Linked DNA regions of Homo sapiens: all the other regions are linked to region 1. Evidence: chromatin loops called from intact Hi-C (ENCODE). Cell type or tissue: GM12878. All regions are shown on one strand. Links, peaks and the distances in the headings refer to the core of each region. The heading gives the core; the rest is flanking DNA.

The links. Hi-C counts contacts between places; a loop is a spot of excess contacts. Peaks named below come from ENCODE experiments on the same cell type or tissue, not always from the same donor. Only the 100,000 strongest peaks of a DNase experiment are listed, where the experiment ranks them.
Region 2: it touches region 1 in a loop (1.8-fold over the local background); 1 of 110 quality-filtered maps calls a loop at or near these places.
Region 3: a loop joins it to region 1, with 2.3 times the contacts of the local background. A loop is called at or near these places in 1 of 110 quality-filtered maps.
Region 4: it touches region 1 in a loop (8-fold over the local background); 1 of 110 quality-filtered maps calls a loop at or near these places.

What each region holds. Positions count from the first base shown.
Region 1 is chr16:62,636,379-62,642,398 of GRCh38, reverse strand. No RefSeq gene overlaps it. Among named protein-coding and RNA genes, the nearest start is that of CDH8, 600 kb to the right of the region's middle. In GM12878, for the core only: a CTCF peak has its summit at 3,395; a DNase peak (open chromatin) is centred at 3,078; H3K4me3 peaks cover 841 bases; H3K27ac peaks cover 2,292 bases.
Region 2 is chr16:62,866,856-62,872,875 of GRCh38, reverse strand. No RefSeq gene overlaps it. Among named protein-coding and RNA genes, the nearest start is that of CDH8, 830 kb to the right of the region's middle. RefSeq lists an enhancer at 2,600-2,759. In GM12878, for the core only: no CTCF peak of the experiment used is centred there; a DNase peak (open chromatin) is centred at 2,735.
Region 3 is chr16:62,689,685-62,695,704 of GRCh38, reverse strand. No RefSeq gene overlaps it. Among named protein-coding and RNA genes, the nearest start is that of CDH8, 660 kb to the right of the region's middle. In GM12878, for the core only: no CTCF peak of the experiment used is centred there; a DNase peak (open chromatin) is centred at 2,824.
Region 4 is chr16:62,222,507-62,228,526 of GRCh38, reverse strand. No RefSeq gene overlaps it. Among named protein-coding and RNA genes, the nearest start is that of CDH8, 190 kb to the right of the region's middle. In GM12878, for the core only: a CTCF peak has its summit at 2,673 (motif pointing left); a DNase peak (open chromatin) is centred at 2,636.

The DNA.
Region 1 (6,020 bases), core at 1,104-5,103:
GGCCTGCTGTCATCACAGAGCTTAACTGAAGAAGAACCAGCTTCCATGACCATTCATATGATTGTTGGAAGTGTTCATTTCCTCATGGGCCATTAACCTGAGGACTTTGTCTCTTTTCTGGCCATTGGCCAAATGTTATCTAAAGTTTCTTGTTACATGGGCCTCTCCATAGGGCAGCTCACGACATGGCAGCATACTTCATCAGAGCAAGCAAATGAGAAGGGTCAGCAAGACAGAGCAAGGGAGCTGATATGGTTTGGCTGTGTCTCCACCCAAATCTCATCTTGAGTAGTAGCTCCCATAATTCCCACTTGTTGTGGGAGGCACCCGGTGGGCAATAATTGAATCATGGGGACAGTTTTCCCCATACTGTTCTCGTGGTAGTGAATAAGTCTCATGAGATTTGATGGTTTTATAAGGGGTTTGCCCTTTTGCTGGGCTCTCATTCTCTATTGGCTGCCACCACGTAAGATGAGCCTTTCACCTTCTGCCATGATTGTGAGGCCTCCCTAGCCATGTGGAACTGCAATTGAATCTCTTTTTCTTTATAAATTACCCAGTCTTGGGTTTGTCTTTATCAGCAGTGTGAAAACAGACTAATACAGAAGCCAAGATGGAAGTCACTTTCTTTTATGACTTAATCTTGGAAGTGATATCTTATCACTTTTGCCATATTCTGTTCATCAGAAACAAGTCACTAGATTGTGCCCACATGCAAAGAGAAGGGATTGTATAGGAACATGAATATCAGAAGGTGGGGTAATGCAGAGTCATTTTAGAAGTCATCTACCTAAAAGTTTCTCAGATGCCTCCAGTATTAGATGTCCGTCACACTTACTTTTAAAATAATTTAAAATGAGTTAGAGACTCGGAAATTACAGAAACCATTAAGACTAACAACATGAACTAGAATTTTATTTGTGTTGGCCACTTATATAGTCACCCTAAGAGGTTAATGGAAAATGTCTTTGTCATTTTTTATCCAGATTTCAAGACATGAAATAAGTATATATATAAATAAGTATATAAAAAATATACTTATTTATATATATATAAAATATATAAATAAGTATCCGTGGCATTGACATAGTAGATTTTTCCTATTAGTTCTATATTTCGTAGAACTAATTTCATAGATTTCATAGATTTCATAGAATCGTGTATTGACAGAACTGGACAAGAAGCAAGAGATTACTCAGAAAAATGTTTATATTCTACAGATGAGAAAAATACATGGTACTCTCACAGAAAAAGCAATTTCTCTCATGGCCTATAATTATTTGAGGCAAAACTAGGACTAGAACCCAGGTCTCTTTAAGTCCCAGTGGCCTTCTCTTCTGATCATATTTAGCACAAGAGTTTCTTGTGCTTAAAAGACCACAATGGACACTGAAATTACAGAGTATTCATTTTTATGGGTGGAGACTGATGAAAAGAGAGGCAAATAAGTGACTTAAAATTCTATGAATAAACTGACTATTTCATTTGCTAACATTGTTATTCTGATATTTTTGATAGAAATTACTTCGGTCAGAATACATTCACATTATTTATTCTAAGAAATGCATTAAAGTAAAATGAAAATGTGTGGGCCCTTAAGCAGAAATAATGAACTAATTTGGTCTCTGCATAAGGAAAGTTAGTGCAAATTCTCAAGGTTACTCTCACACAGACTTTGGTATTTTTTCACTTAGTGCAGAAGATTTCTATATGAAGGACTAGTGATAAATCTGTAGCAAAATTCACGCATAAACACACACACACGTGCATGTACATATGCATACATGTACACACACTTTGAGGGTAGCTAAAATCACAATTCTAAATTGTGTTGCTCATAACAGAGATACACATCCCAAATGGATAATTTTCATCACTTAAAAGTGATACTCAACAATTCATTTCTGAAATCTTAAACTGGTCCTTTCATAAGGTGAAGATAAGAGAAGCAAAATTATGTGAAAAGGGCTCAGGAAAGGGTACAAACATGGATGTATGTCAGCACATCCATTCGAGTAATCATTTTCTAAAGCTCCTTAACCTGACTCTTGGTGAATGATGGTCATACAGTATTAAACTTTAAAGCAGGTAGAGATCTGTTTATCATTGAGCAAGGGATTTGGAGTGACAATTCAATATATAGTGTTATACTTTATTTATAATTCACAAATGGCTTTGAAATTTTGACTTTACCCTTTCTCCTAGATCCTGTCAGTTTCCATTACAGTTGATGTCTAAAGAACAGACTAGGTTCATCAGTAAAAATAATATTTTGCTACAACTAGCTTTGATGATGTCACCAGCTTATCTGATGACTGCAATGTGCCTCTTAACTTCCAAAGGTGAAATCAAAGAGCTCTGTCTTGTCTTTTCATTTTAATGATACTGCCACTTCAAAACTTTGGACTAGCTCCTTATCCATATTTTTTTTTTTATCTTTTAACCCCAAACCTCTAAATTTTGGACATCTTACCTGGGCCAATTTCATATATGCTACACTGAGTTTTGGGAAGATGGGGGAAGCAGTTTACCATGGTAAGGGTCCTGGCAGGAAACAGAAGGCATGATCAAGAGAAACAACCAAGAGAGTTGAATGAAGAAAGTATATGTAAAAACATAGGCAGGGTTACTGAAAACCAACAGAATGATCAAGCACACATGTGCAAGCAGCAGGAAATGGCTGTCAGCACTTACAGTTCTGAAGCAGCAGGGAGAGGAATCATGTTATGCATTGAATTATGCCCCTGCAAAAAAAAAGAAAAAAAGATATGTAGAAGACCTAATCACCAGTAGCTGAGAATGTGACTCAGAATGAAATAGGGTCATTGCAGTTGTACTTAGTTAAGATTAGGTCGTATGGGACTAGGATGACCAGTGCCTTTGTAAAAACGGCCATGTAAAGACAAAGAGACACAGAGATGAAGACACAGGAAGAACACCACATGTTAGTGGAGGCAGAGATTGCAACAAAGCATTTACAAACCAAGGAATAACCTGCAATGCCTGTAGCTACCAGAAACTGAAAGAGGCAAGAAAGGTTTCCTGTTTGTGGCTTCAAAGGGTACACAGCCCTTCTGATACCTTGATTTCAGACTTCAAGCTTCCAGAACTGTTGTTGTTTTGCAAACCTCTAAATTTTGGACATTTTAACTCTAAGCAAATTTTATATACAAATGCAGACCTCGCTTTTCCATCACATTAAACAAAGAAATTAATGTTGGAGCAACAGGAATGGAATTACGTGCCAGGGTGAGGGAATTTCACTTCGGCTTTTGTGGTTCAGCCCAGCAGTCTTTGTTCTTCTTTTCTTCCTTCTGACCCAGAATCTTCTCAGCAGTTTTCTGAGCACAGTTATGTCACCTATCATCATTGTAGATTTTCTGTATCTCATTCTGGCCCCAAGTGGCTGTGCATTGAACTTAGTTTCACCAGTTTCCTCTTTCTTGCTGGTCTCAAAGGAAAACCTGTGTGTTACTTTCCTGCTACTCTCCCCCTTCTTTGTTATAATGGGAAAACTGAGAACGACAAAAACACGCTTGGGAAAATTCATTATAAAATCTAAAATGTGACATGTTACAAAGTTCATCAAGTACTGGTTCCTGGCATATAATTGCCAAATCTATTCTTAGAACATTCTAGTATGATACTATTGTCTGCTGTTAATTCTGAAGCTGGCACCTACCCAGCCTCCGTCATCACTTTACCCTTACCCAGATGAGTGCCTAATGGATCCAACCTTCATGTGTCATCCTTCTGTTCAGGCCAAAGAGAAAGATGAAAATAATCCAGATCACAAATCAAAAGTACGAGCTTTTGAGACACTCAGGATTTTCTGAGTCTATTATGGGGACAGGGGTCATTTTTGGCATGTCATAAAAGAGGAAGTCCCTGGATTTTGGGAGTACTGAGGACACTCAAAGTATTTTTGGTAAATTTATTCTTAAAATATTTTTTAAATGATTTTAAGCAATAAATAATGAGAAGACTATGACATTTCCACCAATAATAATCCACACACAATCTAACAAAAGACAAGAGCAAAGCCAGGGATACTAAAGATCAACAGGACCCACATACCACAAGAAGACAGAAATATTTACTTATTTTAGCAAAGTGTGACTGACAACAGCCATCAAGTCTGTGGGGGGATTTATAAGTTCATTTTAGAACCACACTGGAATATTTGGTAGCTTGGAGTGCATGATAACGAACTTGAGGTATAGAAGAGAGAGAAGGGGATCTTAATAGTTCTCACATCAATGTGTGAGTGCATTCTTAAATTTTCTTTCATTACCTCATACATCTGCCCTGGATTTACTGCCCCACCTCAGTCTTCTGAAAAACTGATGACTTCAAGATTCCTGTTACTGGTCAAATTTTGGCAGCTCTTCTCACAATATTGATTTTGAAAGGCTTACTTCTGTCAGAGTGTGCCCCTGTTTCAAATGCACAAAGTAGGCAGTCAGATCTAATGCAGAAATATACAAGAAAGTACACGGAAAACAAAAGGAATGTATATTTTTAGCTTTTGCCAATGTCTGTGTTTCCCTTTCCCTCTAGGCTGAAGGAACTAATTTAAGGCCCCTTCGTGGATAATATATGATAAAATAAAGCCAACAGCAAAAAGAAAAGTTCACAACAAGAATATGGTATAATAAAAATAAAGCCAATTACATAACTACAAGAAAGGGCATAAATATGCCAATTTAAGCAGTAACCAGTGTGAGTAATGTATAACTTCAATAGCCTAACAAAAATAAGACAAAATCGATATGGCAGAACTCAACATATATTATAAAAATAATCAGATTTTATTACTAACCCTAATAACTACTATATATTTATTTGGAATGGTGGTGTATTGTGTTTAATAAAATATCAGAGATTTCTTGGGTTTTATGAAGCATTTCATCATGTTAACATTACATCCCTTTCACATAATTTGAAATAATTACCAAATATTTCCAAACTACATTTGTGTAAATAAATCAATCAGCTTTGTGAGGCTAAAAGCCTTGCCAGATCTTCTCCCACTTTTGAAGTGTTAACGTTCTAATTTATTAATTCATTAGAAAAAATATCTTAGAACATGAAAGGTGAAACACAGTTTTGCCATCCATTTGATGACTGCATTCTATCCATCTACTTGAAAAGCATTCCACCACATGGCTATTTTTTCTTTTCTTTGACTACTAATCACACTTTAGGGCAGATTTATTCCTTATCATCTGAATTACTTTGATAAACTCATAATTTATTGTGTTCAGGAACTAGCTACTAACGCTACTAAAATGCAGGCTTTACATGGTTACCAGATTTATTTTTGACTGTCTCATTTATTTTTCAAACATCATAAAAAAACTCACTCGCTGGAAAAATGGCATCTAATCTCCTTAAAATGGAGTCAATCACGCCTGTAATCCTAACACTTTGGGAGGCCGAGACAGGTCGAATGCCTGAGATCAGGAGTTCGAGACCCGCCTGGGCAACATGGTGAAACTCCATCTCTACTAAAATACAAAAAATTAGCTGGGCATGGCAGCATGCGCCTGTAGTCCCAACTACTGGGGAGGCAGGAGAATTGCTTGAACCCGGGAGGCAGAGGTTGCAGTGAGCCGGGATAGCGCCACTGGGCACTGGACGACAGAGTGCGACTCCATCTCCAAAAAAAATTAAAAAAGGAGTCAAAAATAGAATATGATGCTGGTTTCTAATGCCATTAAGATTTTTATAATCACCTTAGCAAATTCTCAGTTAAGGCCAAACACTTGTGACAAGACTCGCCAGTGCTGTGTCAAAATTCTGGACCTGCCATCAGTTGCGGTACAACCTTGTCAGATACCTCCATTTCATTTATAAAGTGTAGAAAATCATTCCTGTTTTTTTTTTTAACTTGTAAAGATTAAATGAGACAAACATGGTAAGTGCCCAACAAATGTTAGTTCCTGTTGATATTGTTCAATCATTATTCTCTCCAGGTTTCTACTAATGAGGTTTTATCCAGTTTCAACTTCTTCTTA
Region 2 (6,020 bases), core at 1,117-5,116, 230 kb before region 1:
AAATATTGGACTAATATATTACTGTTCATCTTAAATAGGGTTTGAAGCAGTTCTCTCTTCAGCACCAATATCTTTGTGATTATAGAAGGGAATCTCACCTTCAGTGACACGCAGATGCAAAGAGTCAAGTCACAAAGACATTCCCAGAATTAACTTATAAACTCAGCAACCAGGGATTTGAAGAGAATATAGACATTTGTGAGGTCTTCCATGGACATCAATTGATAGGATTAGTTACTTAAAGATTATACTTGAGTAAGTACATTCTGCGGTTCAGAATAAAGATCATGAAGCAGGCCCAGTGCAGATGGTGAGTGGCATGGTCTGCACTGACAAGAAGATAAATTAATTCTCTTATCTCACAGAACCACTCCCTTTTCCACACTGGTGAAGGGTACTGCCAGTTCCATAGAAAAAGAGACTGGAGATAAGTATCAGAAACCACTAATGAGCATTTATACTTATTTATATTAATGAATACAACAGAAAAACATACAGGATTTTTTTTACAAAGTCTAGAATCAATCATTCCTAACTTTTTAAAAACTATTTTTATAAACTTATGGATTTAAAAAAAATCCTACAATTTTATTTTTATTTTGGAGTTTTATTTTAAATAGATTAATTGTTCCTGATAGACACTGCTTCACTGTTATAATCAAATTCTGATGTCAAAGTTGGGAAAAGTATAAAATTCAGTATCCTCAGTGAGAATTTCTTCTTAGATGTCTTTCATGTTACAGAAGCAACCCTACATATTTGGTTTATTCATAGCAGAATCTACTTAGACTCTTTCATAGTCTAAAGGCTCTAGTTTTAAGCATGATTTTAGCAAGTTCCATTTTGTAAATTCTACTTCCCGCTGCAAACAGAAAGCACTACATTTCAAAGAGGAAGGTAAGTTGATACACTGATAACTCAAATTTTTACACACACACACACACACACACACACACACACACAAATGCAATACATTCCTATTTAAGATTCAATCTTAGAATTATAATGAATTGATAAGTCATGAGACATCTATGAATTCTAAAAATAAGTCATAACTTAATTTGCATATTATAATGTTAAACAATACGTACCTATCATATTAGGGTTCTCTAGAGGGACAGAAGTAATAGGAGATATTATATATATATATATATATATACGTATACATATATATACGTGTGTATATATATATATATATAAAGAGGAGTTTATTAAGTATTAACTTATACGTTCACAAGGTCCCATAATAGACTGTCTGCAAGCTGAGGAGCAAGGAGAGCCAGTCCCAGTCCCAAACCTGAAGAACTTGGCATCCGATGTTGGAGGGCAGGAAGCATCCAGCACAGGAGAAAGACGCAGCCTGGAAGGCTAGGCCAGTCTCTCTTTTTCACGTTTTTCTGCCTGCTTTATATTCGTTAGGAGTTGATTAGATTGTGTCCACCAGATTAAGGGTGGGTCTGACTTGCCCAGCCCACTGACTCAAATGTTAATCTCTTTTGGCAACACCCTCACAGACACACCCAGGATCAGTACTTCATATCCTTTAATCCAATCAAGTTGACAGTATTAACTATCACAGCTATTGACAATGAGAATGCATAGCTATGTAATAAATTAATATTTATATCTGGTAGTATAAGAGGTATTTATTTTCTTTTACCAAAATTTTCAGGTTTTGTGATGCTGTCACGTAAGTTATCATGATTACTTGTATGAGAAAATCAGCTTTTTCAATGTTGTTATACACAGAAAAAGTTCATTTGTTTATGAAAACATGTTCTAGAAATAGATTTGTCTTACTCAGTTCAAAATATGAGTGTATAGTAATTTCATTACCTGTTTCATCACCTACAATAATTTCACTTTTATCTAGCAGAACTAGGTTAGGTCCAAAATCATCAACCTGCTTATAAAACACTTTCTACTGTACAAGGTAGGAAATTATTTTTGAAATTTTATTTCATTGAGATCAATTTGATTCATCCATGGGTAATAGTATAAAGAAATTATTTCTAGCTGCCCATTTGCTACATATACACCTAGCTTTACATAATCAATAGAAATATGTGCTTTTGAGCTGAATATCAAAAAAGAAAAAGAAAAAGAAAAATAGGTCACTAGATGGTGCCATAATGTTATTTTTTACTTTATTGTCAGGGATTCTGGAAAGGTGTTGTAATCATTTTTAAGAGGCATGTTGTCAGATGCCATGAAGAATAAAAAGTAAACTTAAAGTTAACAATTTGGGGAGGAAATATTATTAATCTTAAAAATGAGTTATATTAGATGTATTGTGTTAAATTGAATTAAAATACATCAATGAGACTGGGAACAAGTTTTGACAATATCAAGGTAGAAAAATGTTCCTTTTTAGGTTGAGGTGATTTTGTTCCTAAAACCATATGTAATTACTCATTTACATATGTAAGGCCATACATAGGAAATAGTACTGTTTTCTAGCTACTCAAAGAGGTGACGATACCTTTCATTCCTTAAATAACCAAGTGTATTTTTAGGTGACTTCTGTTCAATCAATAGTTTTCTCTAATAATTGAAGCTGGCTCCTGTGCTTTCTGTTGTGATTTTCATTGTTGTTAAACATAGACAGCAATGTATATTATTTGTTGACAGAACGTTTCTCCATATCACTGATACTAGAAAGAAACTGCAGCCCAAGTGACAGTTTTTTCAAACAACCGAAAATATTATACCACGTCTGAAACAAATTGAGAGTAATATTCTTGTTTTGGGAAATGCTAGACCTTGTTGCAAGGGTTATAGGTAAAAATACTGTGCACACAGAAACAGACACATATAAGCAGGAGAGAGGTTTATTTGCATTTCTGAACTTCCCCACTGACATAATTACTCAGCAGAGAAAAAAAAAAAGTTTCTACCTCTCCAATCTTCAACGACCATTTACATTCACAATGTTCAAGAGATCTAACACTTTTAGGCACTTTGGAGATTTAACGGTGGAGGAGAGGAGAAAGACTTAAAAGTCTCAAAGTGCTTCTGTATTTCTCTCATTATTGGAAGCAGTTTAACAGTGTACTTCCAGGTCTCTCTTTTACCAGAGTTTGCTCTTTTCAACATTATTATTCAACATGAAAACTGATTTTTCAACCCAAATAGAACAAGAAACCTTTCCAAAAAGGTGCAAATTTCAGTGTCAGATTTAGATACATCTTGATAACAAAATTTCATTTTTCCCAAACACTGATCTGGGATGTTTCTGAGGATAGGCCCATTCCTTTCAGAAAGAATTTGTATAATGTTACTGAGATCACCAGAGATCACCATTTCTAACTGACACAATGCAGGATCTTGGATTTTGGAGGGATTTTAGAATGAAAACAGTGAACAAAGAAAGAGGGTCAGACTGTTTTCAGGGAATATTTATTATCCATTTTAATTAAGCAAGGTAACTGTTTTTCTCACCCATTTAAATTATTACTCCACCCTAAACTTGACAAATTAATATCTAATAATATATTAGCACATGAGAAGCAATTATAGCCTTTCTGTTTTGGGATGGGGTTTTTTGACGTAATTTACAATAAGGTTGGGCTTCTCTCTGACTTAGGTGAAGATGTAGTTAATATAGATTATTTATACAGCTGCTTGACACTCTATTTTACAGCATGTTTCCCTGGGGATGTTAGTTTGTAACAACCTTTTCCTTCCTTGATGGCTATTAATGATACCTGGCACTGCTTTCTTTACTTAACAGGCTATATATACAATTAAACAGAGGCTTTGACATTTTGACTATGCCTTGGCTGAAATGATATGAATGCTGATAGTCTTATACTAATTCACAAGACTTTTATGCAATAGACACAGGAGTAAAAAGAAATAAAGTACTCTGAGTTTTTGTTTAAAATATTGATCTTCAGCCCAAATCATTGCTTAATTTGGATCAATGTATTGAGCTGAGGTTTCCCCAAGATTGAGTGCCTTGCTTTCTTTCGTGCCGTCCAAATAGTTTTATAGATACCAGTGGGACGTTATGTATTAGGCAAAGTGCTAATTGCTTCACATGCATTGGCTCCTCTGCCGGTACTGAGTAAAGGGCTATTATAACTTTCATTTTATGGGTGAGGAAATAGAGGTTTGAAGGTGACTAAGTGACCTCCTTAAAGGCACCAATTTAATCTGCAATATAGCAAAAAGCAGTTGCTGTAATCCAGAGCCCCAGTGGACCTGGGTTCTGTGCTTTTTGTTGTCATTGTAATTGTTAAACATAGACAGCAACGCATATTATTCGTTGAAAGGACAGTTTTCCCATATCTCTGTATACGATATTGGTCTTAGGATGACAGAGTGAAAGAAACATTAAAATTTATCTGTGGCTGGAGAAAAGAGAAGTCGTTTTGATAACATATAATAAAACAGACAATCACCTGAGAGTTTTTCTACTTCATCCAAAAATTATAATGGGTACCATCTTATATAAATTATTAGTAGCTGTTCAGAGGTCTCATTTAGAATATGATTTTTATTCTTTTGCTCTTTTGTGTTTTTCCCTTCCCTCATTTGTTACCGTCTTCGGGGCTGTCAATTAAGGTAATCCAACCCAACCTGACCAATGTTGGCAGGTGGCTTCAGTTAGTCCAATCAAATATTCTTCTCAAATAATTATATTTTCACAAGTAGGACTTACAGACTCAAATTAAGTGGGGAGGGGCTAATCATTCTGAATATCGTGCCCCAAGGAAATTTCCATCAGTTCCTGGTAAAAGATCCTTGTTTCTCAGCCTTCAGCAGCCCACTTCTTTTCCTTTCTTACCACAGGTACTTCGTACTATTTACAAACCTAAGTTTCCTTGTCAATAGGAAGTAATAATAATTTAATAAACCTTTTTTTTTTTTCAGACAGGTTCTTGTCTCCCTCTCTTGGCCATGCTAGAATGTAATGGCGCTGTCTCGGCTCACTGAAACCGCCGCATCCCAAGCTCAAATGATCCTCCTGCCTCAGCCTCCCAAGTAGCTGAGACTAAAGGCACGTGCCACCATGCTCAGCTAATTTTTGTATTTTTTGTAGAGATGAGGTTTGGCTATGTTGCTCAGGCTGGTTCCAAACTCCTGGACTCAAGGGATCCACCTGCCTTGGCCTCCCAAAGTGCTGGGATTATAGGCATGCGCCATTGCACCAGGCCCTAATAAAACTTCTGATAACTTTTTTGAGGATTAATTAATTTGAATAATATAAATAAAATGTGGGCACAATATCTGACATATAATAATAGTTCATACATTAGTTGCTCTTCACCCCCTAAAATCTAAAAAACATCCTCCCATCACCACCAAGAGAAAACATTTATACCCTTCCAATCATAGTCCTATCAAAATACCTATGATCTAAGCACCTTTTGGTCCTACTGCATTGTAAAGACCGAGGACTGGTTCCATTGTTTCTAGATTGCGTTGTCTCCAATGACCTCCTCATTTTGTAATGAGGAATTGTTTCAACTACATAGAATTTTCTATGGTTTTCTAATTTAATTTTGAATAAAAAGGTTATCAATTTCTTGAGATTGAGAGTGTCATCATGTGTCCAACAATAATAAAGATTGGATGGTGTGAGGGAGAGTGAAGGTCTGGAGAAGTGGCAGGGTGGTGGAGGATAACATATTTAAATTATATTAGAATTTAAATTAAAGCATGTTCTGAAAAGGCAACCATTACTGTTTATACAAGGCTCTTTAGAAAAGAATTTAAAGTTACAACATACAAATTAGCTCCAGACATTCTCTCGGCCCAGCTCTGCACATACTAATCAATGAGGCATAAAGATATAATTAGTTCACAGACGCATTTGTTGGACTGTGTTTACTAGGCTCTTAAATACCACATTTAAGTTTTGAGCTTAAATCATCAGCAAATGAATTTCAGCATAAAAAGGGGAGTTTCTCTGATATTTTTTAAATGTATTTGAAGATTGATATGAAAAGTTCCCACCACTCCATTCTAAAGAATTTATTTCAAAGCATGTCATAAAGGAATTAAGTAAAATG
Region 3 (6,020 bases), core at 644-4,643, 54 kb before region 1:
TATATATACACACACACACATATATAGTATGTTTATATTATATGTGTGTATTATATCAATGTTTCATATTGAATCTTTGTTCTTTTATCAATTAGATTTCCCATGTTCTTTTCCTGGAATTCCTGTTGGGCAAATGTAATCTTTTCAATAAAAGATAAACATTTCACAATTTCTTGTAATAATTCATTGTAATAATACCACTCTCATTTTCATATTCTCCAAGCCACTTAAAAAGTACTAGTTTATTAACCAAGCAATTTATCAATATTTATTCATAATGCCAATGGCAGACTTCTTGTCATAAATAATTATTGAGGTAATAGTTTTATTATTAAAAACTGATGACAAGTGCAGAGTGATTGCCCTAATAAAGACTGATGACAGAACTTCGTATCTGATGCGACACTCAGAACACTGTGCAGATTGAATCTAAGGCCTCCTGCATGGATAATAAATTGTTATTTTAGAGAATAAAATGATTGATACATTTGCTTGCTGTGGAAAAAGCAATGGGGAGAAGATTCTACTCCCTAACTTATTTAAACAGGCTATGGTGAAATTTTCTTTCCTTGTGACAGATTTAACTTTCCAATAAAATGACAGCTCTTTGGCAGAGATAGGAGCAGAGAAGCCTTCTTTTTTAGAAGCTCCTAAAAGTCAAGTTCATTTTGGAATACATCTGGATGTTCTCTAGCCTCCTTGGCTCCCTCAGCAGGTGGGCGTCTGGGCCAGAGGTAGGAACATGGTGGAAAGTCATGCCATGTGATAGCATGGCCAGCTCAGCAAGGAGATAAATGAGTTCTGTCAGATTACATTGGAGAAACTGCGGCTGACTTTTGCATCACCTGGCTCGGTGCACAAGTTTATTGTATTTTTTTTTCCTATTGGTTTGATCTTACCGTTTATGACAAACTAACCCTGGAAGCCATCCATCTTTTGACAACCTGGGAAATGACTGTATTGGGATGAGGTAGGGAGGAGGAAGAGAGAGAGATTGAGACAGAATTGAAATTGTATGTCCTATGTATTTTTAAATGTTTTATTCATAACTGCTATTACTAAAAATTAAAATGAAATGACAAATATGGAAATCTCCTCAAAGAAAATACCTAAGATTTAAAATGTATTCTCTTTACATAGCTTAATCTATTTATATTTATGCAACAAAAGGCAAGGAAAAGAATGACAAATATATAATTTAAAATGTCACCCAATAATGGCAGGTGTGAACTAAAGTCAAAGAATTATTATATTTTCCAATTTTTATTTTAAGTGAGCAATTGAAACATCAAATATGACATATATTCGATGGTTTTGGATCAATTCTAAATGAACTGCTTATTTGTGAAACACAAGTATCCACCTTTGAGGTCTGAATGTATTAGATGGCTTCATTCTTCTCTGTATATGTCTAACAGTGTGAAACTAAAGCAATCTTTGAAAATTATTCTTGTGAAAATAATTTCTTTTCAGTTTTTTATTGTTAAAATTTTCTTAGAATATATAAAAGCATGTGTTATATTTTCTCTATATTATTGAATGATGATTTTTATATTTAATAACTTTGTTTTCTAGAATATGGCCTTGATAAGAAAAATAGCAAAACTTCCTAACTCAATTATTTTAGTCTGTGGTTAAAATTATGTCGAGTCTATTTGTGAAATGCTATAGATTTCCATTCCTCTTTTTTATCTCAAAGCTTGATGTTTTCTTACAAATATTCATTTTAAAAGTACTTTTTAGCATTTCAATAGTGATAAAGACATTTGTATTAGTTTGAAAAAAAGACAATGCTGCTGCAATGTGATGCTTTGTAATTGGCAAATCTTGCCTTTATAGCATAAAGCAGGAATTATGGGCTCGCAAGGAGAGATTTTTGTTTCTTCTGTGGTATATGTTTAATTCTCTAGGATAGAAAATACATGATGTTCGAATTCTGACACTTATTAAATTAGATTCAATTACCATGTATAGCAACACCACAGGATGTATTATGCTTTTCAGGGTGGACCCAGGACTTAAAATGTATTCACTGTATCCAAGAAATGTATGATTACCTAAAGACACCAAGGATAAACAGTTATTTCAGTCAACTAGTTAAAGCAATGGATTGCAAACATCTATGCATGTTTCACAGAAAGGTGAGGATGACTGTTAGCTCAATTAAGCAGAGCTTTCTCCCTTTATTCAGGGAACAGTCCTTGACACCATCTAAGTGCCAAGCACTATGCTAGGCACGGGTGACATATAAATTCATAACTTCCCATTGGTTCAGTAAGCATTTATGCACAGCCTATTTGCCAGAGCCTAAGCTAGATGTTGAGAATATAAAAGTGGGTCAGAGTTTTGCTCTTAAGGAACTCAGACGTGAAAATAAATAGAATGCAAAGAAGTGTTAAAGTTATTGTGACAGAGGTTTGAATAAGATATAAAGCTAACAAATGTAAGATCTCAGTAATTATATCTGAAAGAGAAGGGGTTTCATGGAAAAGATATGATGAAGCCATCTTCAAAGATGATTTGATTTTCAATAATAAATGAAAGGGAGGGGGCATATCTGCCCTGAGTAGCTTGATTGCAAATAAAAACAACAAAAACAATGACAATAAAAATAACAGAAACGCCAGTTTTATTTAAGTGAAAAAAAAAAGGTATTGTAAAGAGATTACATAAACCACAGAACTGACAATAAAACTTGAGAGCCACAATAATGCCTGGCTTATTCAATTAAAAAGCTTCAGTATTGTACTGTTCCTCTTCAGACAGTGAGTACTTTAGAACAGTAAAGGAAGTGTTAGTGTCACCACTGAAACTGATGATGAGCAAACTGTGATTCAGTGAGATAGAGAGACTTCCTCAAATTTCTGTGCTGTCTTAATCAGTATGCATGTTCTTTACCCTATACTATATTGCCTACAAATGAAGTCCTTCCTCCCCACCTTTGAAGTTTGCTGTCTTGGCCCAAGAAACAGACCCATGAAGTGTCACTCTAGAGACCATGTGGAGAGACTCTAGAGACTCTATTGGAGAGAGTGCAGGGTAGGGAGGTAGCTTAGAGCAGGAATTTGGGCCAACTAGGAAAGCTTCTCGGAAACTCAGTCTCTTAACTACAGTGGGCATTTATCCTCACCAACTCATCTTTTGGTACGTGGTATTTAAACATTTTTTTAACTTTTTTAAAATTTGTGTTCTCTCTTTCTCTTCCTCCCTCCCTGCCTCTGTCCCTCCCTCCCTCCTTCCCTCCCGTCCTTCCTTCCTTCCTTCCTGGCAAACACAACTAACTTCTAGTATAGAAGCCAAAAATGCCCAAACATTTGCTTTTTACCGTGATTCTTAGTAGCCAGAAAATAAGCATGAAACCTACGTTTAAGAGATTAAGCGTTTCTGCCCAAGACTTTGAGTCTGAAAGGGGTGACCCAAAAGAGCAGGGAGCTGAATTGTTCTGGAAAGGACAGAAGCAACCTCACTGTCTAGGGTAGCAGGGTCTGTGCTACCATGGTGGCACTAGAGGGGGTGGCAATTAGTCCTTTCCCAAAGCATGGCTTTGGCTGTTATCTGATCATCAAGCCTTCTCTGACTATTATCCACTTCCCAAGACTGACTCTCTGGCCATCTAGATTGTGTGGTCTATCCCATATCTGCCTAATACATTTCCCTTACTCTTGAGTTAATCAGAAACAACCATTACCAAGAAAAACCCTGACAAGAAAAGTAGATTTTTGCAATATAAAAATGTCTCCCTAATTTTTCTACTTCATAAACAGCTCATTTGTCCTCTGTGGTGAAAATACTGTTCAAGAAACTTGTGCTTGCAACAAATCCCAACTGCATGGTGTCTTCAAAATTATAACAAAGTTTGTTATTATAGCAAAGGTGAAAAAAATTCTTATTGTTTGTTTGCTTTCTGCTGGTTCATTCCATTTCTTTGGGCTGTTTTCCCCGCTGTTGGTACTATGAAAACGCATAAGGAATATGAACACATATTTGATGTTTATGAGGCTGTTGGCAGAGGATACAAAATCCAATTTCTAGCCAAGGCTTATTCCAAGGCCGTAATCACTCATTTGTTATCATCTTCCTTTTAAAAGCTTTAAGCTTATCTGTACAGAGTTGTGTGGTACAGAATAACAGACTACATTCAAATACTGTAAGATTTTTGATGACTTGCTTTTAGAAATAATTATTGGTCAATTTTTTGTAGTCCTTACAGCACTATGATCTCGGCAAGAGGAAAAAAAGTTAAGCACTTAAATTTTCTTCACCTTTTCAGTAAAATTAATGAAACTTCTTCTGAAGACATCACTTGTATGTGGTACTTTTCTTTTCTATGCAGATTCATCCCGTAAGTTTCTTTCAATATTCAAGTCTGGGGAAATTATTTTCTTCTTAATGGATTTGTCACTTTTATTTTTTTTTTTCCTTAACAAACAAGACTAACATAATTCGGTTTCTCTCCTTTCACTGACTTCCAGGAAGATGATAATAAAGTGAGCTCTAACCTTTGCTCTTTAGTTAGTCAGAGTTATTTACAATGACAAAAAAAAAGAAGCAATGTAAATGTCTAGAGTAATGTCAAAACCTTATTAATGGTATATATTTAAAGAAAATAAAATCAGCTTGTCAAGGAGATATCTTCACCCCCATGTTTATTTCAGCTGTATTTATAATAGTCAAGATATGGAATCAACAGAAGTCTCCATCACCCAATAGGTGACTCAAAAAATGTGGCATATATTCACAATCAATACTATTCAGCCATTAAAAAAGATGAAATCTTGTCAGAACAATGTGGATGATTCTGGAGAACATTATGTTATGTAAAATAAGTCAGACACAAAGAGACAAATACTATATAACCTCACTCATATGTGGAATCTCAAATAGTTGACTTCATAAAAGTAGAGAGTTGAATGGTAATTACCAGAGGTTGGGAAAAGTAGAGGGTAGGAATGATGGGAAAAGGTTGGTCAACAGACATAAAGTTATCATTATTCTGTTGCATAATTGAATAACTATAACAATTATTGGGGGAACCAGCCCCCAATATTTCAACTTAGGTTCTTTTCTATTTTCCCTAAGTGTCGGCCGGTCTGAGAAATAAAGAGAAAGAGTACAAAAGAGAGAAATTTTATGGCTGGGACTCCAGGGGTGACATCACCTATTGGTAGGTTCCGTGATGCCCACCTGAGCTGCAAAACCAGCAAGTTTTTATTAGGGATTTCAAAAGGCGAGAGGGGTATGAATAGGGAGTGGGTCACAGAGATCACATGCTTCCTAGGGCAATAAAAGATCACCAGGCAAATGGCAGAACAAGATCACAAGGCCAGGGCAAAATTAGAACTACTGATGAGGTTCCATGTCCCGCTGGGCACGCATTGTCATCGATAAACATCTTAACAGGAAACTGGGTTCCAGAGCAGACAAAGGGTTTGACTAGAATTTGCCAGGCTGGAATTTCCTAATCCTAGCAAGCCTGAGCGTGTTGCAGGAGACCAGGGCATACTTCATCCCTTATCTTCAACCGCATAAGACAGACACTCCCAGAGCGGCCATTTTAGAGACCTCCCCCTGGGAATGCTTTCCTTTCCCAGGGCTATTCCTTGCTGAGAAAAGAATTCAGTGATATTTCTCCTGTTTGCTTTCTGCAAGAAGAGAAATATGACTTTGTTCTGCCTGGCCCCGCAGGCAGTCAGACCTTATGGTTATCTCCCTTGTTCCCTGAAAATCGCTGTTATTCTGTTCCTTTTCAAGGTGCCCAGATTTCATATTGTTCAAACACACATGCTTTACAAACAATTTCTGCAGATAACGCAATCATCACAGGGTCTTGAGGCAACACATATCCTCAGCTTATGAAGATGATGGGATTAAAGTAAAGACAGGCATAGGAAATTATAAGAGTGTTGATTGGGGAACTGACAAATGTCCATGAAATCTTCACAATTTATGTTCAGAGACTGCAGTAAAGACAGGCTTAAGAAATTATAAAAGTATTAATTTGGGGAACTAATAAGTGTCCA
Region 4 (6,020 bases), core at 716-4,715, 410 kb after region 1:
TGAAATTAACAGGTTGAATTTTCTCTATTATGTGGAACAGCGATTTAGAAACCTAAATAATAAAATAAAAACATGGAATCAGAATGTAGCAATGTTTTCTATCATAAATTGTTTAGCAAATGAACATGCAGATTATTCCAGGCTCACATTGCTTACTTGGATATTTGAAACCACTTAAAAATTCAGTACTTACAAATTATCTATAAATACATTAAACTCTCAAAGAACCTGCAATATTAATTGTTGACTGGGGATTTCATAGGGCAAACAAATTATTCAGACAGAATAATGTGTGTCGTTGTTTGCTGTATTTCCCCAGGAGGTAAAACAATAAATTCCAAACCTTAAAGTCACCAAATTTATTTATCTTCTGGAATGAGTCCTATTTTTCTGTTCCACAGTGAAACCAAATGAACCCTGCAAAAATAAAGTGCTTTGAAATTTGTCGTTTTAAACAAGAGAAAATTCTTTTCTAACTAGAATTTGGATACTATGGTACAAAAATATTAAAAGGGTCTTTTTCTCAATGATTTATGCTTGGATGCCAAAATATTTGAGTGCGAACATGCTGGAATGAGAAAACAAATATTGTCATCTTTTGAAGATCTGCTGTGGAAAATATCATGGGTTTGTAATCAAGTCATTTATTCATCCTTTCTAAAGATGTTTGTTGAGCACACACTGCATACAGGATACATTTAAAAGAGTCAAAATTCACTGAGACAACATGAAATCGGAAATGCCAAGAGACAGAGAACTTCGGCAGGTTGTCTCCAGACCTCTGGGACTCAGATTGTTAATGTCCAAGCCACACTAGAACCCAATTTTTCTCCAGTTTTCTAGAAGTTTTCCTAGAGCATCTTGCTACAACAAATTAGTCAAATTATTTCATTCCAATAAATGGCAGATTCCATTAGAACTTAATGTATTTACTGATAATTTGTTAAGTACTGCATTTTTTAGTGTTTTAAAATATCATGCAAACATTGTTAGTCTGGACCAAACTAGGGAGTCATTATTGCCAAGAATAAGGGGTTGAGGATTCAAAAGAAACACAATTTAAAAAGGACATGGAGACGGGCAGTAACATGCTGTCTAGCAATTTATGTACTGTTGTATTGTGAAAAATAATGAGACATTTAAATCAGATAGTTCTGTATTTGAATCCAAGCTCTGAGACTTTTTAGCTCTATGACCTGGGGCAAGTTACTTTATCCATAAGCACAACTGTCCTTTCATCTGTCAAATGGAATTAATATAACCGTTAGAGTTCAGTAAACATTAGTTGTTTTTATGTATTAGCCACGGTAATAAGCACCTTACTTGTAATTTACACATCTGAGGTAGATACTTGATATGGTCTGGCTGTGTCCCCAACCAAATTTTATCTTAATTTGTTATCCTCACATGTCAAGGGAGGAACCTGGTGGGAGGTTATTGGATCATGGGAGCAGTTTCCCCAATTCTGTTCTCACGAGAGTGAGTGAAGTCTCATGAGATCTGGTGGTTTTAGAAAGGGCTTTTCCCACTTCGCTCTCTCTTCTCTATTCTGCCGCCATGTGAAGAAAGTCCTTGCTTCCCCTTCACCTTCCACCATGATTATTAGTTTCCTGAAGCCTCCCCAGCCATGTGGAATTGTGAGTCAATTAAACTTCTTTCCTTTATAAATACCCAGGCTTGGATATTTCCTTATAGAAGTGTGAAAACAGACTAATACGATACTATTATTACCCAATTTTGTTGTTGTTGTTGTTGAAACTGAGACATAGTAACCATTCTCCAGATTGCGTAGCTGTAAAGTATTGGAGAAACCTAGGCAGTCCTGGACTACAACCTGCAGTGTTAGACCGGTGTACTACATTTAAGAGCAGGGGAGATAAAGGAGATAATAGGTATTAATAACCTAGTCATGCTCCTGGCATATATAGTGGACATCCAATCAATTGCATAATATAATTAACAATGAATGTAATAATCTGTGTGCAGAATGTGCAAGAAAGTGAAAAATTGGTCTTAGGAAGAATCATTACGGAATAGAACTGGTCCTGAATGCTCAGGGACATCATGAATCCCTCTTTTCATCTATGTTAGTTGTTCTCAACAGGAGGCAGTTTTGCCTTTCCCATCACACTATTTCTGATTGTGATGACTAGGGAGATGCTATTAACCTCTAATGTGGCCAGGTACATTGCCCATAATCCTACAATGTGCATAGCTATCATCCCTCATGCCAAAAAATTGTCCTGTCCAAAATATCAGTAGTGTTGATGCAGGGTAGGTGAGCCCCCAACTTTGGGGTTTATCAGAGGGGGGTTCTTGGATTTGATCAGGAAAGAATTCAAGACTGAGTCAGAAGTAAAAGATAGAAGCTTTTATTGAACTGGTACTGCTCCTTCCGGAGCAGGGCTGACCCATAGGCAGTGTGCTCAGAGTGAACACTTGTGGACTCCTGTCTAGCTGTATTTAGTCCCACTTTTAATTACATGCAAATTAAGAGGTAGATTATTCATAAATCTCTAGAAAATGTGTGGTAACTTCTGAGCTCTTGCCATACAAAGAGGCGGTAACTTCCGGGTCTTTGCCATGGCGTTGGTCGTGGCGCTGGTGGGTGTGTCTTATGCTAATGAGCAATGAGAGCAACTAGAGGTTGCTTTCTGCGCCACCTGCTGGCTCCTGCTGGTTTATTCACTTCATCCTGTTGGGGTTGGGAAGTAAGTCCTGTCCCTCTCCTACCTCGTGGTTGCTGTTGAGAAATTCTGATTTATGTCATCTCACAGTTTTAATTTCTCATGCTGGGTTAGAAGTAGGCTCTGTTGAAAGAGATGCTTATCAATTTTTATTTTTATCAGAATCATCTCCAAATTTTGTTGACACATAGTGCTGTCAGGAATTTTAAGTTTGAAGACTTGGATTTATCCCAGAAATCTACATTTTCAACAATTCTCACCTTCAGGCAATTCTTTTTTAATTGATACATAATAATTGTACATACTTATGGGGGAGTACCTGTGATACTTTGAAAAATGCATACAATATACAGTGATCAAATCAGCATATGTAGAATATCCATCACCCCAAACATTTATCATTTCTTCGTGTTGAGAGCATTTCTTCTCTTTTAGGTATTTTGAAATACACAGTACAATATTGTTTATGATAGTCATCATACACTATTGAACACCAGGACTCATTCCTTGTATCTAACTGTATTTTTTGTACCCATTAACCAATCTGTCTTCATTCCCAACTCCCACCCTTCCCAGCTTCTGGTAACTCTCATTGTACTTTCCACCTCTGTGAGATAAACTCTTTTAGCTCCTGCATATGAGTGAGAACATGTGATATTCATCTTTGTGTGCCTGTCTTCAGGTAACTCGGAAGTAGATTGTCTCATTGATCCTGCTAGGGAAAACCCCCAGCCTTAACTCTGCGTTATCTGATACTGTGGGCTGGGAAGTGTAGCAGTTCCAGAAGAAGCCAGCTTAATAATAGCTATCACCGTAAACACTTAGCACTTATGTTTTGTGACTCCTCGTGTTCTTCTCAGCCAGCTTCCGTATTAGACTAGCACCCTGTGGTCGAGGAGCAGAGACATATTATAGGCAAGGAAATGTGAGATACGGTCTGACAAGGAGGTGCTAATAACTCTGCTGAAACTCGGAATTATTCTCTTCTTTCTGTGCCCAATGGGGAGGGAAGTGAGTGGAAACAGGTGTTAAAAGAATTCAGTGTGAAGCCAACGTCTGTAGTCAAGCCAAGACAATATGTGCTGGGGAAAGAAGGGACAGCAACTGGCACAGTGAAAAGAAAGAATATGGAGTTAGCATTACAGAGAGTTTAAGAGTAAGAGTTTTTCAGTGGCAAGTTGGGAGAAGTCTCTGTGTATGTGAGTAATTTTCAACAGGCTACTTGAACTCTCCAAGCAAGAGTCTTATACTCTGGCTGCAAGTTAGAATCACCTGGGAGCTTTAAAATAGATACCATTATCTGTGCACCACCAAAGACCAATTAAACCAGTATCTCTGGGGATGGGTGCAGAGTATCAATATTTTTGAATGTGCTCATGTTAATTCTCATGCATAGCCAGGGTTGCGAGCCACTGATCTAAATATTACTTTTGTTCTTTTGGGAAAATAATGAGACAATTAGACAATACGTGTTATGTATTTCAGCAAGAGATCTGGAGCTTAGTAAGCTTGCCGAAGATATTAGTTGTTGTTGCTATGATTATGATTATCATTATTGTTATTGTTATTGATGCTGCTGCTGTTGTTATTTTTATCATAGTTCTGTCTGTTGTCTTATGGCCTTAAGTACCTTCATTGGATCTGTTTCCTCACCTATAAAATGGGAATTGTATAAGTTACCACCTAAAGATGTTGTAAAAACACTAAGGTGGTATACTGTTTTATGAGGTATTTTTGGCAAACAATTCTCATAAATACTCATTTTTTCCCTAGAAACTTCTGCATTAGCTTACATTGAAAGGGAATTTGAAAGTCTTCCTAATAAAGATGATATTCTAAAGTGCCAACAGCCTAATAACATCCTAGTAAAGTAGTACAAAATATTTCATAAGATGAACAATTATTATTACTATCATTATTATTATATGTACAAGGAACTGTGTGTGTTTGTGTTTATCTTATTTAATCTTCCAAGCAACTTCATGAGGTATTATATTTCCATTTTATATATGAAGAGAATTGCTTACACAGTACCTGGCAGAATCAGAATTTGAACATAGAAATTCTATGCTGAATCATTTCCCAATACTGATATTTTGGTACTAAGGAAATAATGGCCTATACAATAAAGTTGGGTGGACAGCTAACTGCACTATCGTCTTCCTTTAATGAAATGCTGGGAGGACAGCTAATACCCACCCTGCTGGGATGAAGCTCTCAGAATTTGAGGCAAGCATTCCTTCCTTTCGGCTGTGGTGGATACATCTATGAGAAAATAGCTTGAAACAAGGCACTGAAGTATCCATCAACATGGGATCTAAAATTGGGAAGTAAGTTGCTGCAGAAATTCTCAAGGCCATGTGTGGGTACACTTGGCGTTGTGTACAATCTTACATTGCTGACAGAGTTGCAGGTGCCAAATTTAATTAATGAAATGGAAATGATAAGATTCTAGAGTTTAGCCAAGAACAAGATTTTTTTGTTCTCAAACATAACACTTTTGCTTTTTCACATATCATAGTCACCAGCATGGCTTTTGACTAATGGATTATAGCAGGAACCTCTGGTTTGGGGAAATAAGGTGTCTTAGACTCAGTGAGCTGGTACTTCAGATGCCCAGTATGGCCTTCTTTTCATTATAACATATAATGTCTCTGTTCTTTCAGTCTCATCCTTGCCCTTACCTTCAAAATGTTATTTATGGCAACAGGCGCATATGCTATGGATTATAATCATTACTAATATTAACCATATTTTAACTTGAATGAAATGGAAGAGGGTATCTCTATAGTTCTTTTCAAAAGGAAATAGAAGTCTTGGTGTCAAATATTAAGAATATGATCCCCCAGAGACATAAAGATTAAGAAAATTTGAAAATAGTATAGTTTTACACCATAATATTTCTGAGGTCTAGAATGTTACTATCCATATATGTAACACCTCTTTCATCAAAAATTGCTTTTATCCTTGAAATTACTATGGGAGGAAGGGGAGGATCGTAATCTCCATTTTGCAGATAAAAGAAATTGAGGTTCCAAGAAGCTAAGTCACTTGTTTAAGGTTACTTAGCTTAATCAGAGTAGAAAAATACAGTAAAAACAACAGTGTTTACTCTGGTCTGGAAGTTTGGTTTTGAAAAGGGAAACAGCAAATTTTTTACTGTCTTATACCAAATTTTCACATTAATCTAATAAAATATGAAACTTTTAATCTGACTTAATTTTTCCTTTTTGGGAAAAGGGATAGGGAGGTTATCTAGTTATATGTGCATCATTTATTAATCTGTTCTTACTTTTCCTTCAAAAAGAAGGATAATATATTAGCCAAAATAAA